Regions from separate parts of the Homo sapiens genome. Here region 2 is linked to region 1. Evidence: read pairs that join two places in POLR2A ChIA-PET (ENCODE). Cell type or tissue: PC-9. All regions are shown on one strand. Links, peaks and the distances in the headings refer to the core of each region. The heading gives the core; the rest is flanking DNA. Region 1 has its middle 24 kb from the start of ANKRA2. Region 2 overlaps FCHO2 (FCH and mu domain containing endocytic adaptor 2).

The links. Peaks named below come from ENCODE experiments on the same cell type or tissue, not always from the same donor. Only the 100,000 strongest peaks of a DNase experiment are listed, where the experiment ranks them.
Region 2: POLR2A ChIA-PET joins it to region 1 with 11 read pairs; 2 of 35 experiments call an interaction of 5 or more read pairs at or near these places.

Annotation. Positions count from the first base shown.
Region 1 is chr5:73,538,834-73,544,217 of GRCh38, forward strand. No RefSeq gene overlaps it. Among named protein-coding and RNA genes, the nearest start is that of ANKRA2, 24 kb to the right of the region's middle. In PC-9, for the core only: no CTCF peak of the experiment used is centred there; DNase peaks (open chromatin) are centred at 1,578 and 2,888; H3K4me3 peaks cover 557 bases; H3K27ac peaks cover 3,275 bases.
Region 2 is chr5:73,027,893-73,033,276 of GRCh38, forward strand. All of the region lies in intron 8 of FCHO2 (FCH and mu domain containing endocytic adaptor 2), which reads left to right. Among named protein-coding and RNA genes, the nearest start is that of FCHO2, 75 kb to the left of the region's middle. In PC-9, for the core only: no CTCF peak of the experiment used is centred there; DNase peaks (open chromatin) are centred at 2,769 and 3,309; H3K27ac peaks cover 2,914 bases.

The sequences.
Region 1 (5,384 bases), core at 239-5,238:
ACTTCAAGTCCTGCTCAGCGAGTGGGCTGAGGAACACAGTTTTCTGTGTAAGCTGCTGAGACTTTAAGCCCTAGGACTCAAGAGCAGGCTTGACTCTCTCCCAGGTAAACTTGCATTTACCTGGCAGGTACGTAGGGACCTCCTGAGCTGGAGCAGATACCTCTCTCAGAACTTCAAAAAGCCAAACCTCAGAGCCCCCTGTAGTTTCCAAAATGGACCCTTCTAGAAGCTGTGGGGAAGCTTGTGACTAGGAGACAATGAACCCAGATCTGCACAAAACAGGTGAAGACAGAGGCATCCTCAAACTGTCGTGGGGCGGGAGGGGTGGTGTCACTTGGGAATTCCTTCCCCCTTTTCCTCTTGATGGACCTAATTTGAAATAATCCTTCCCAGGTCCTGACTAAATTTCTGCCAGAAGCCTTTTTTTTTTTTTTTCGACAGAGTCTCATTCCGTTGCCCAGGCTGCAGCGCAGTGTCACAAATTGGCTCACTGTAACCTCCGCCTCCCAGGTTCAAGAGATTCTTCTGCCCCAGCATCCCAGTAGCTGGGATTGCAGGTGTGCACCATCATGCCCAGCTAATTTCTGCATTTTTAGTAGAGGTGGGGTTTCACCATGTTGGCCAGGCTGGTCTCAAACTCCTGGCCTAAAGTGATCCACCTGCTTTGGCCTCCCAAGGTGCCAGGATTACAGGCATGCACCACTGTGCCCAGCTGCCAGAAGGATTATAAACCAGCATGACCCAGGCACCTGGAGATGCAGAAAATCTGACCCCCCAGTCCTGTGGCCTTGAAAAATGTGCTCAGGTAAGGATCACAGAAAATGGTCTTCGGCAGACAGAAAGATTAGTGCTGGATTTTATTATTTTGTAAATGGTTTAGCCTATTTATAACTTATGAAGCAGAAACTAAAAACAGCTTAAGTATATGTTTATTTTAATTGGAGATGGGCATATGTTTATGTATGCCAATAACTTTTTGAAAGTATGTCATTATAATGAAACTATTATAAAGATGTGCATATGGGTGCATGTTGTATATATGTCAGCAGACACATATTGACATTTATGCAAAGTTGGTTATTGGAAGTGACTGGTAGTAGATATGACTGGGCTGTTCTTGTGCATAATCTTTGGTCCCTGGAAACCCTGAAGGACTGAGCGTGACCCAGGCAGTGGGTTTCTTCCCCATCAGCTTGGTTGCTTGGCGTTTATCTGCAACTGTCTTCCAAGTAAAGCTTCCCAGGAACTAGAGTCTGGGAAAACCTTACTGGGACTTTGGGTGCCTTTAAGCCATTGGCTATGACAGAGAGAAGTTGTTACTGGAAGGCTCTTGTGACATAACTGAGGGGTTCCTGCTTAGGAGGGCTCTTTTATTTATTTTTGAAAAAAGTAGAAATGTCACCTTTTTTATGATTCAGATGATCTGAAGGCACATCCTTTGCAGTGGAAAGAGAAGAGACTCCTGTTACCTACAATAGAAGGAATAGCCTAGACTGCACTGAATGCAGTGACTCATTGTGGGTTACAGGACATACTGGAGTAAATGCGCCTTACTGGAGTGAGACTTCAGTGACAGAGGGTTGAGTTGAGACTCGTCATCTTGTCTCATTCCTAGGAGGTGCTCAGTGAATACTTATGAAAAGGAAGGGAGGGAGTGTTGAGGGAGGGAGAGAGGGAGGGAGGAAAGCGGCAGGGTCTGAGCCTTCAGGAAGCAGGTGTCAGGCTCAGCTGGAATAATTTAGCCCTGCCAAAGATAACCTGGAAGGATCTTTTCAGAAAAAGGACAAAGCATTTCCCAAAGTAACTCATTTCTCAGTATTTGGAGGGTTGCAAACTAGGCACAACTTGTGTCCTTGCCTGGCGGTCAGTCTGGGCATGATGGATGAACCAGTGGAATGGGTGGCCCCAGGGCTCTGCTGATGGAGGCTGTGTTGTATGGGGTGTAGGCTCTTCTCAGGGAAGGTTTGTGGAGGATGTTGAGCCAGTGAGGGATGGTGGGAGTGTGTGGTGAATGTCTCTGATGCTGGTCCCTCAGAGAGGAGAGAAGGAGGAGAGGAAGAGGGAAGAAAGGAAAGAGGGAAGGAGGAGAAGAGGGGAGGGGACATCACAGCAAACATGACCAGAACCAGAGGGACTGTCTTCACAAAGGACTCCTGGTGCTCAGGTGGCAAAATGGGACCCAGAGTCTAGGGTAGGGATATTCTCCTTATTTCTTGTAACTGTCAACATTCTTAGCATCAGAAACCAACTCTGGTTAAACCAAAAAGGAACTGACTGAAAAGCACCTGGTTCACAGAAACATGGGGAAATCTTGAGAAGCAGGCAGGAGAAAGGGTCAGGCAGCTGCAGGTCCACAGCCAAAATCTTGCCAGTGAGGACATGGCCGTCACATTTTGTGCAGCATCTGCTGCTCCCGGAAACCAGTTATTGCTGTAGCCACTCTGACTTCATTTCTCATACTGCTTTGGATCAGCAGCCACCAATTCAAAACTCTGGGGCTAGCGTGTCTGACTGGTTAAGCCCAGATCACATCCTTGTACTCTAGCTTCAAGGGAGGTGGGAAGAGGAAGGCTTGGGTGGAAAGACTGGACTCTTTGGCTTTCTTAAAAGGAGGTGGAGAGTCAAAAAGGCCCACGAATGTCCACCATTTTCCTGCTCAGTACCATGTGATTTCCCAAAGGAAACCCACACTGCTTAGCCAATTTGAGACGTTGTTTTGGGAGCACTGGAGTACTGGTAAATTTAAACACACACACACACACACACACACACACACACACACACACACACACACACAGCCTGCTCTGAAAACATTAACATAAAGCTGAAAGATAAATTGGCTGTTGGAATAAACTTCCTGGAACACGTTGTTTCAAGATGAATCAGCCAGCCATCTATTTACTTACCTTTATGCACAAAAGGAAAAGAGAGAAGGAGGGTGTTCTAAGACGATTGTGCTTAACAAAGAACAGAATGGTAGTTTATACTTCTAAAATTACGAATCTCAGTTTGAATAGAGTTATCCATGACTACCAGTCGGCATTCAAGGTTTTTAGAGATTAGAATCTTATTTTGCAGAAATTATATCAAACTTTGAAAGCCAGATAATCTTGGAAAAGGACTTTTTACAGACAACCTCACAAGGAAACTGTTATGGTTACTAAATATAAAACAGGATCGCATTTTTGTAAATATTTTAGCCTCCAAATTTAATGAAAATTTTAAAAATTAGGGCTAGCATTTCATCTTTCCTGCTGGCATCAGTAGCTCTTTTCTCTATTGTGTGCAGTTACGAGGACTTGCCTTTTCAAGCCACAGAATTCCATTTGCTGGAATTGAGTCCAAAAGCTCAGGCAGGCCTTAAGGAAATCTATGACTTGGTAAACTCATAAGGGACTCTGAGGCTGTACTGGTCTCCTCTTATAAAACGGATGTTCATAACCCCCTGATCCTGAAGTTATTCACAGAAGCTCATCTTTCTTGGGGGAATTTTTAATTCCCTATTCTCATTTATATACTTTGGGTAGGGGGCGGATTCTAATTGACTTAAACGAATTAGCATGTCCCCCCTTGAGCAAACTGATTAGATCAGGGATGGGCATATGATCATGTCAGTGTGTGTGTGTGTGTGTGTGTGTGTGTGTGTGTGTGTGTGAGAGAGAGAGAGAGAGAGAGAGAAACAGAGACAGAGAGGCAGAGACAGAGATAAAGAAAGAAAAAATCCCAGGACTTTGGCAGGAGCCCCCAGAAGAGAGAATCTCTCTCTCTCCCTCTCTGGAAAGCATAGAGTGAGAGTGAGGTCTTGCAGTTGCTGGAGCTGATGGATGAAGCCAACCATGTGGAAAGCAGAAGACAGGGAAATAAAGAAATGAGATCTTTCAGTTGCTAGATCAGGTCTCACCTAACATTGTAATCACTTTTTAATTTTGTGAGCCAATAAATGTCCTTTATTATTTATTTATTTTTGACACAAGGTCTTGCTCTGTTGCCCGCCTGGCAGTGGCAGGAATACAGCTCACTGCAGCCTCAGCTTCCTGGGCTCAAACAATCCTCCCACCTCAGCCTACCAAGTAGCTGGGACTACAGGCACATGCCACCATGCCTGACTAATTTAAAACCATTTTTAGGCCTGGTGCAGTGGCTCATGCCTGTAATCCCAGCACTTTGGGAGGCCAAGGCAGGTGGATCTTCTGAGGTGAGGAGTTCGAGACCAGCCTGACCAATATGGTGAAACCCTGTCTCTACTGAAAATACAAAATTAGCCGGCCATGGTGGCAGGTGCCTGTAATCCCAACTACTGGGGAGGCTGAGCCAGGAGAATCGCTTGAACCTGGGAGGCAGAGGTTGCAGTGAGCCTGAGCCAAGATCATGCCATTGCACTCCAGCCTGGGCAACAAGAGTGAAACTCCGTCTCAAAAAACAAAAACAAAGCACAAACAAAAAAAACATTTTTTTGTGGATGCAGAGGTCTCACTATGTTGCCCAGGCTGGTCTTGAACTGCTGGACTCAAGTGATCTTCTTGCCTTGCCTCCCAAAGTGCTGAGATTACAGGAGTGAGCCACCACACTAGGCTCATTTGTTGTTTAAATGAGTTGAGTTCTATCTCTTGTAATTGAATAATCTCTCATTGATGGACTGAAAAAAACACTTGCAACTAAATAGTCCTTAGTATCTCAGTATGTAAGTATTAAAATATACCTTAGCATAAAAAAGTATTTCTTAGTATATAATTTTCATGGTATACAAAGAATTTTTAAAATTAAGAAAAATAATAATAACCTAATAGAAAGCAAAGAACAAAAACACTTAAAAAATGGCTAATAAATATGTGAAAACTGTTCTATCTTGTTTGTGATTAAAGAATTGTACATTAAAATGGAAATAGGCTACCATTGTTAATAATTGGAATGATGAAGATCAAAAAGTGAGAAACCATACAGGTTGGTGAACAAAGGGCAAACACGTACTCAGTACTGGCAGGAGCTGGGGGTTGGGGGTAATAAATTGGAAGGCAATTGGCAATATCTACCAAGATTTTAGGTAAATATATCCTGTGATCAGGCAATTCCACTACTAGAAATTTATCTCACAGATAAATTCCCACAAGTGCACAAACATGTACATAAGAGCTCATTACAATATTATATGAAACAGTAAACTATAGTGAAGGAGCCCAGGGAATTTCTGAGGCACTCTGACATGCTGATATTTTAAATTTAAGACTCTTGAAGGTCAGCAGATGCTGCAAAAGGCTCTCCTCTGATATACCCTTATCAACCTAAGACTGGACCCACCAAAGAGAGCTGAACTGCATCCCATCTCCTCCCTGGAATCTCATTGTTTATTGCAGAAAAGAAGACTGGGGAATGCAACCACGCCCAGA
Region 2 (5,384 bases), core at 260-5,259, 510 kb before region 1:
AAATTTAAAAGGCTGACTATACCAGCCAGGCATGCTGGCTCACACCTGTAATCCCAGCACTTTAGGAGGCCAAGATGTGTGGATTCCTTGAGCCCAGGAAGTCGAGACCAGCCTGGGCAACATGATGAAACTCTGTATCTACAAAAAAATACAAAAATTAGGCGTGGTGTTGTGCACCTGTAGTCTTAGCTACTTGGGAGGCTGAGAGGGGAGTATGGCTTGAGCCCAGGAGGCAGAGAGGTTGCTGTGAGCTGAGATTGTACCACAGCACTCCAGCCTGGGTGACAGGGCGAGACTCCATCTGGGAAAAAGAAAAAAAGACTGAGTATACCAAATGCTATCAAGGTTGTGGAAGAACTGAAACTCACAAAGACTGCTGGTGAAAATATAAAATGGTGCAACCACTCTGGAAAATACCTTGGCAGCTTCTTAGAAATTTAAGCGTACACTTACCATATGATCCAGTTGTTCTACCCCTAGGCATTTACCCAAGAGAAAAGGAAATATATGTGCAAAGACTTGCATATGAATGTTCATGGCAGTTTTATTTGTAGTAGCTCCAAACTGTAAACAACCCAAATGTCCATTAACAGATGAACGGATAAACAAATTGTAGTATTTCCATGCAGTGAAGTACTACTCAACAATAAAAATTAATAAACTACTGATACATGCAATTACATGGATGAATCTCAAAGTAATTTTGCTGAGTAAAAGAAGCCAGACCAAAATAAGAATACATATTATATGATTCTTTTTTTTTTTTTTTTTTTTTGTGACAAGAGTCTCGCTCTGTCACCCAGGCTGGAGTGCAGTGGCGCGATCTTGGCTCACTGCAACCTCCACCTCCCAGGTTCAAGTGATTCTCCTGCTTCAGCCTCCCAAGCAGCTAGAACTACAGGCACGCACCACTATGCCCAGTTAGTTTTTGTATTTTTAGTGGAGACAGGGTTTCACCATAGGCCAGGGTGGTCTTGAACTCCTGACCTCGTGATCCACCCGCCTCGGCCTCCCAAAGTGCTGGGATTACAGGTGGAGCCACCGTGCCCAGCCCATACTATATGATTCTATTTATATAACTTTCTAGAAAATGTACACTAATTTATAGTGACAGAAAGCAGATCAGTGATTGCCTTGGGAAGGGTGGAATGGGTTACAAAGGAGCATGAGGTGATAATTATATATGTTATCTTGTGGTAGTAGACTCACAAATGTCAAAATTCATTAAACTGTACAATTTAAGTAGATGTAGTTTATCATATGTTAATTATACCTCAGAAAATCTGTTTAAAAAGGAGTTGGGAAGAATCATTTTAAGGGTTTTGGCATGAGTAACTGAAAGGATATGGTTGCAACTAACATGGAGAATGCTTATAGACATAAGTACTATAATTGAAAGTAGAAACAAGGGCTTTATCAGGATCATGGAAGATGAAAACATGACTCAACCTTATGAGTATGGGGACACTGTCAAAATGTGTATGTAAGAGGAGATTATATTTCAGTACTAAGATTCTGTGGAGAACTAGATAAAATTTTGGAATGTTTCACAGTGACTGAAATCTGTGGTTAAAAACCTATTTCTTTGATTTAAGACTATAGTTTCTAAATTTTTCTCATAGTTTTCAAGCCTTGGGTACTGTATTCGTCCATTCTAGTGTTGCTAAAAAGAAATAATCTGAGGCTAGGTCATTTATAAAGAAAAGATATTTAACTTGGCGCATGGTTCTACAGGCTTTATAGGAAGCATGGTGCTGGCATGTGCTTCTGGTGAGACCTTAGGAAACTTAAAATCATAGTGGAAGGCAACAGAGAGCCACCATGTCACATGGCAATAGTGGGAACATGAGACAGATGGGGGAGGTCCCAGACACTCTTAAACAACCAGATCTTGTGTGAAATAACTTAGCGAGAACACACTTATTACCAAGGGGATGATGCTAAGCCATTCATGAAAGATCCTCCTGCATGATCCAGTCATCTCCCATTAGGCCCCACCTCCCACGTGGGAATCGCATTTCCACATGCGATTTGGAGGGTACAGACATCCAAACCGTATCAGGTACATACAAGAATTATTTTTGGACATTTTTTTCTTTGCATTTTTCTTTTTTTATGTACAGAAATTGATTTCTTTTCTTTCTTTCTTTTTGTTTTTTTTTTTTTTGAGACAGAGTCTTGCCCTGTCACCCAAGCTGGAGTGTAGTGACATGATCTTGGCTCACTGCAACCTCCGCCTCCTGGGTTCAAGTGATTGTCCTGCCTCAGCCTCCCAAGTAGCTGGGATTACAGGGGTCCTCCACCATGCCCAGCTAATTTTTGTATTTTTAGTAGAGATGGGTTTTCACCATGTTGGCCAGGCTGGCGTTGGACTCCTGACCTCAGGTGATCTGCCTGCCTCGGCCTTTCACAGTGCTGGGATTACAGGCATGAGCCACCATGCCCAGCCAAGAAATTGATTTCATTGGTCCAGGGTGGATACCACTATATTTTAAAACTCCTCAGCTGATTGTAACTAGCAGCCATTGTTGAGAACCTATAGCATCACACTACATGAATGCTTGTTATAAATGGAGAATCTCAAATCCTATCCCAGTCCTACTGAATCAGAATCCGTATTTTAATAAGATCCCAAGATGCTCTGGGCTTTGTATGCACAGTATAATTGGAGAAGCACTGTCTAGACTAATTAAATATCTACCAGTGGCCACAGAGTCTACTAGGGCTGTATTTCTCAAAATGTGATTCCAGGACCAGTGGCATCACCTGGGAATTTGTTAAAAATGCAAATATTTGAGCTCCACCCTAGACCTTCTGAATAGAACACTGTGGGAGTGGAGCCCAGTAGTCTGTGGTTTAACAAGTTCTCCAGGTGATTCTCATACATAATATAGTTTAGAAGCATTGCGCCAGGAGTCTCTCATGAGGTTTGAAACTGCTGAATTGAGGAAATTGATTCAGCAAGTCCTTTTTTAAAACACATACTCCTGAAGTGAAGTGTCATTGATGTCTGCAACTTTCAAATGGTTTAGCAAAAGAAAAAAATTGTATAAGGCTATGTGGAGAGAGAGAGAAAGCAAATGCTATATTTGTTATCATTTACCTTTTATAAATGATACAACCTAGGTTCAAAAAGAGCATCTAGTTCAAAAAGAGTATCCAAATTAGAATTTGAGCCTCTATACCCTGTGCATATCACCACAAACTGGAGTGTGATTCTCTTTTTTGTGTTAGCTTGCCTGGCCTATCATCCCAGGCATCTGGGAATGTGACTGTGTTGCATTCCACAGGCCCAGGAGCAAGCTTGAAAATGTAGTAATTGATTTCCATTGTTATGAGTCACAACTCTTTCCTTGCTCATGCACACATGCACACACCCCTTCATTATCATCATTCCTTTTATTAAACTTTTAGTGTATGTCTGAGAGTGTTTGTGTTTAGCTCTGATTAGAAGCAGAAATATGCTTGATTTGAATAGCCCAGACTTTCTATTTGAGTTTTGAGGGCAGTTTTTAACTAATGTTAAAAACTTGTCCTGTTGATGGCCTGAGATTTAGGATTGATTCCGAAGCAACAGGGATTATTAATTAAATATTTCACATATTTTGTACTTTTCCTCAGTCCACAAAACATTTGTGGTGATCAAAGATTACCGTTCAGTAAGTTGCTTTTCTTCTTGTAACATCTTTTCAAAGTTTTAATCCAAATTAGGTTTGAATGGATTCTTTAGGTTGATGGCTTTTCTTATAGCATTTATTTATTCCTACCTGATGATTAAAGCATCATATTTAAGAATTGTTTTGCTTTGAATCATTGACCTCTTAGAGCTGTTCTTCTGTTCTATGAGTTTAATTGAACTCATAGTGGTGTTTTAAAATAATGTGTAAAAGAGCATCAGGAGACAGAGCCAAAATGGTTTTATTTGCTTTTATACAAACTAAATTGCCCTTGTGACCCAACATAAAATTTAAGTGCTAAGAGCAGTTATTTATTTTGACAAAAGAATTAATTGAGTCTAAAACAGTTAAAATTCCAGTTGTAGCAAACTATTCATTAAGACTCTCACTCTGGCTTTAGTACTGTCAAAAAAAATAACTTGTCTTATGATTAAATAGCAGAATGATGGGCAGTGGACTGCATTTGAAGGAGATGCTGAATAAACTTTCCACTTGTGAAACAGTTCAGAAGTGACATGCTACAGGGGGGGTCAGAATGTGCATTGATATCCAGCTGAGTTGTCAACTGGCACTGAGCCAGGCACGCAAAGCCTTGCCATGTGAAGCGGCATGTGGAGCATATGCCATTTGTAAAAGAAAATCTTGTTCATGCATGATTTAATGGTTTTTTTAAAAAGGTAGTATTTAGTTTTATTATGCCAGAAATCATTATTTCTATCTTTAATAGAAAAGTTTGTGTGGATGGTACTCAATTTAAAATTTTTAATATATATTTTTTGATTTGAAGTGATTTGGCATCTTTCAAAATGTGTTTTTTTTGGACATTTTTCTATTTCAAATGGATTTTAAGAGGATGTTTAGAAAACATAAGAGAAATCAAGATATGTTTACTATAGGAAAAGAGTTTTGTGAGAACAAAAAGGAGAATTTTGTTTAAAGGGACTGATTTTATGGAGTTAAGAGATGTCTTTACTGTTTTCACATGTATGAAGTCATCCAAAGATTTTACAAATCTTTTTTTCTGTATGTACCATATTTGCTAAGATGATGATGTAAAAGTCCTTCTAGATAATATATATTTAGTATTTGTAAACAAGGCAATTTGGCATTGGTGTTTTGTTTTTATGGTACTTACTTTTTTCTACTCTCTAGAGTAAGCGTGTGGCCTGAGCATTAGAGATTCTGTAAATAGTTAATGGGTAGAAATTATGTGGATGTGTAGCTGTAGGAGAATTTTTGACTAACCACATGCCTGATTGCCTTTTTTTGGTAAACCCTTTCTTGTCTCAACAGACGATTATATTTTCTCAAGCTTTATTAGTACTTGGAAAAGCCAATAATATATAATAAGCTGTTGGTAATTTAGGTAGAGATTTGTTATTCATAATTTTTATACTAAGTGAAAAGTTGCTAATTTGCACATCTCAATTTCTTTACCCTTATTGATTTTTCAGCCTGCCTTCATCTCATTGTAAATTGTTACGATAGGCCTCTAAGGGATTCTAAGAACAAGCTCAGTACCCTTTTATTAAATGATTTCTCAGCTTCCAGATTTGCAGAATGGGTTTGAATAAAGTCCTTAAATTTTTAATTGGGTCATTTTCTGACTCTTTAAGGCTTTTTTGGATAGAAGTGATAAACATTTTTTTTAGTCCTTGTTCATATTTAGAAGAATGTATTAGTAAGGAACATACTAATAATTGATTA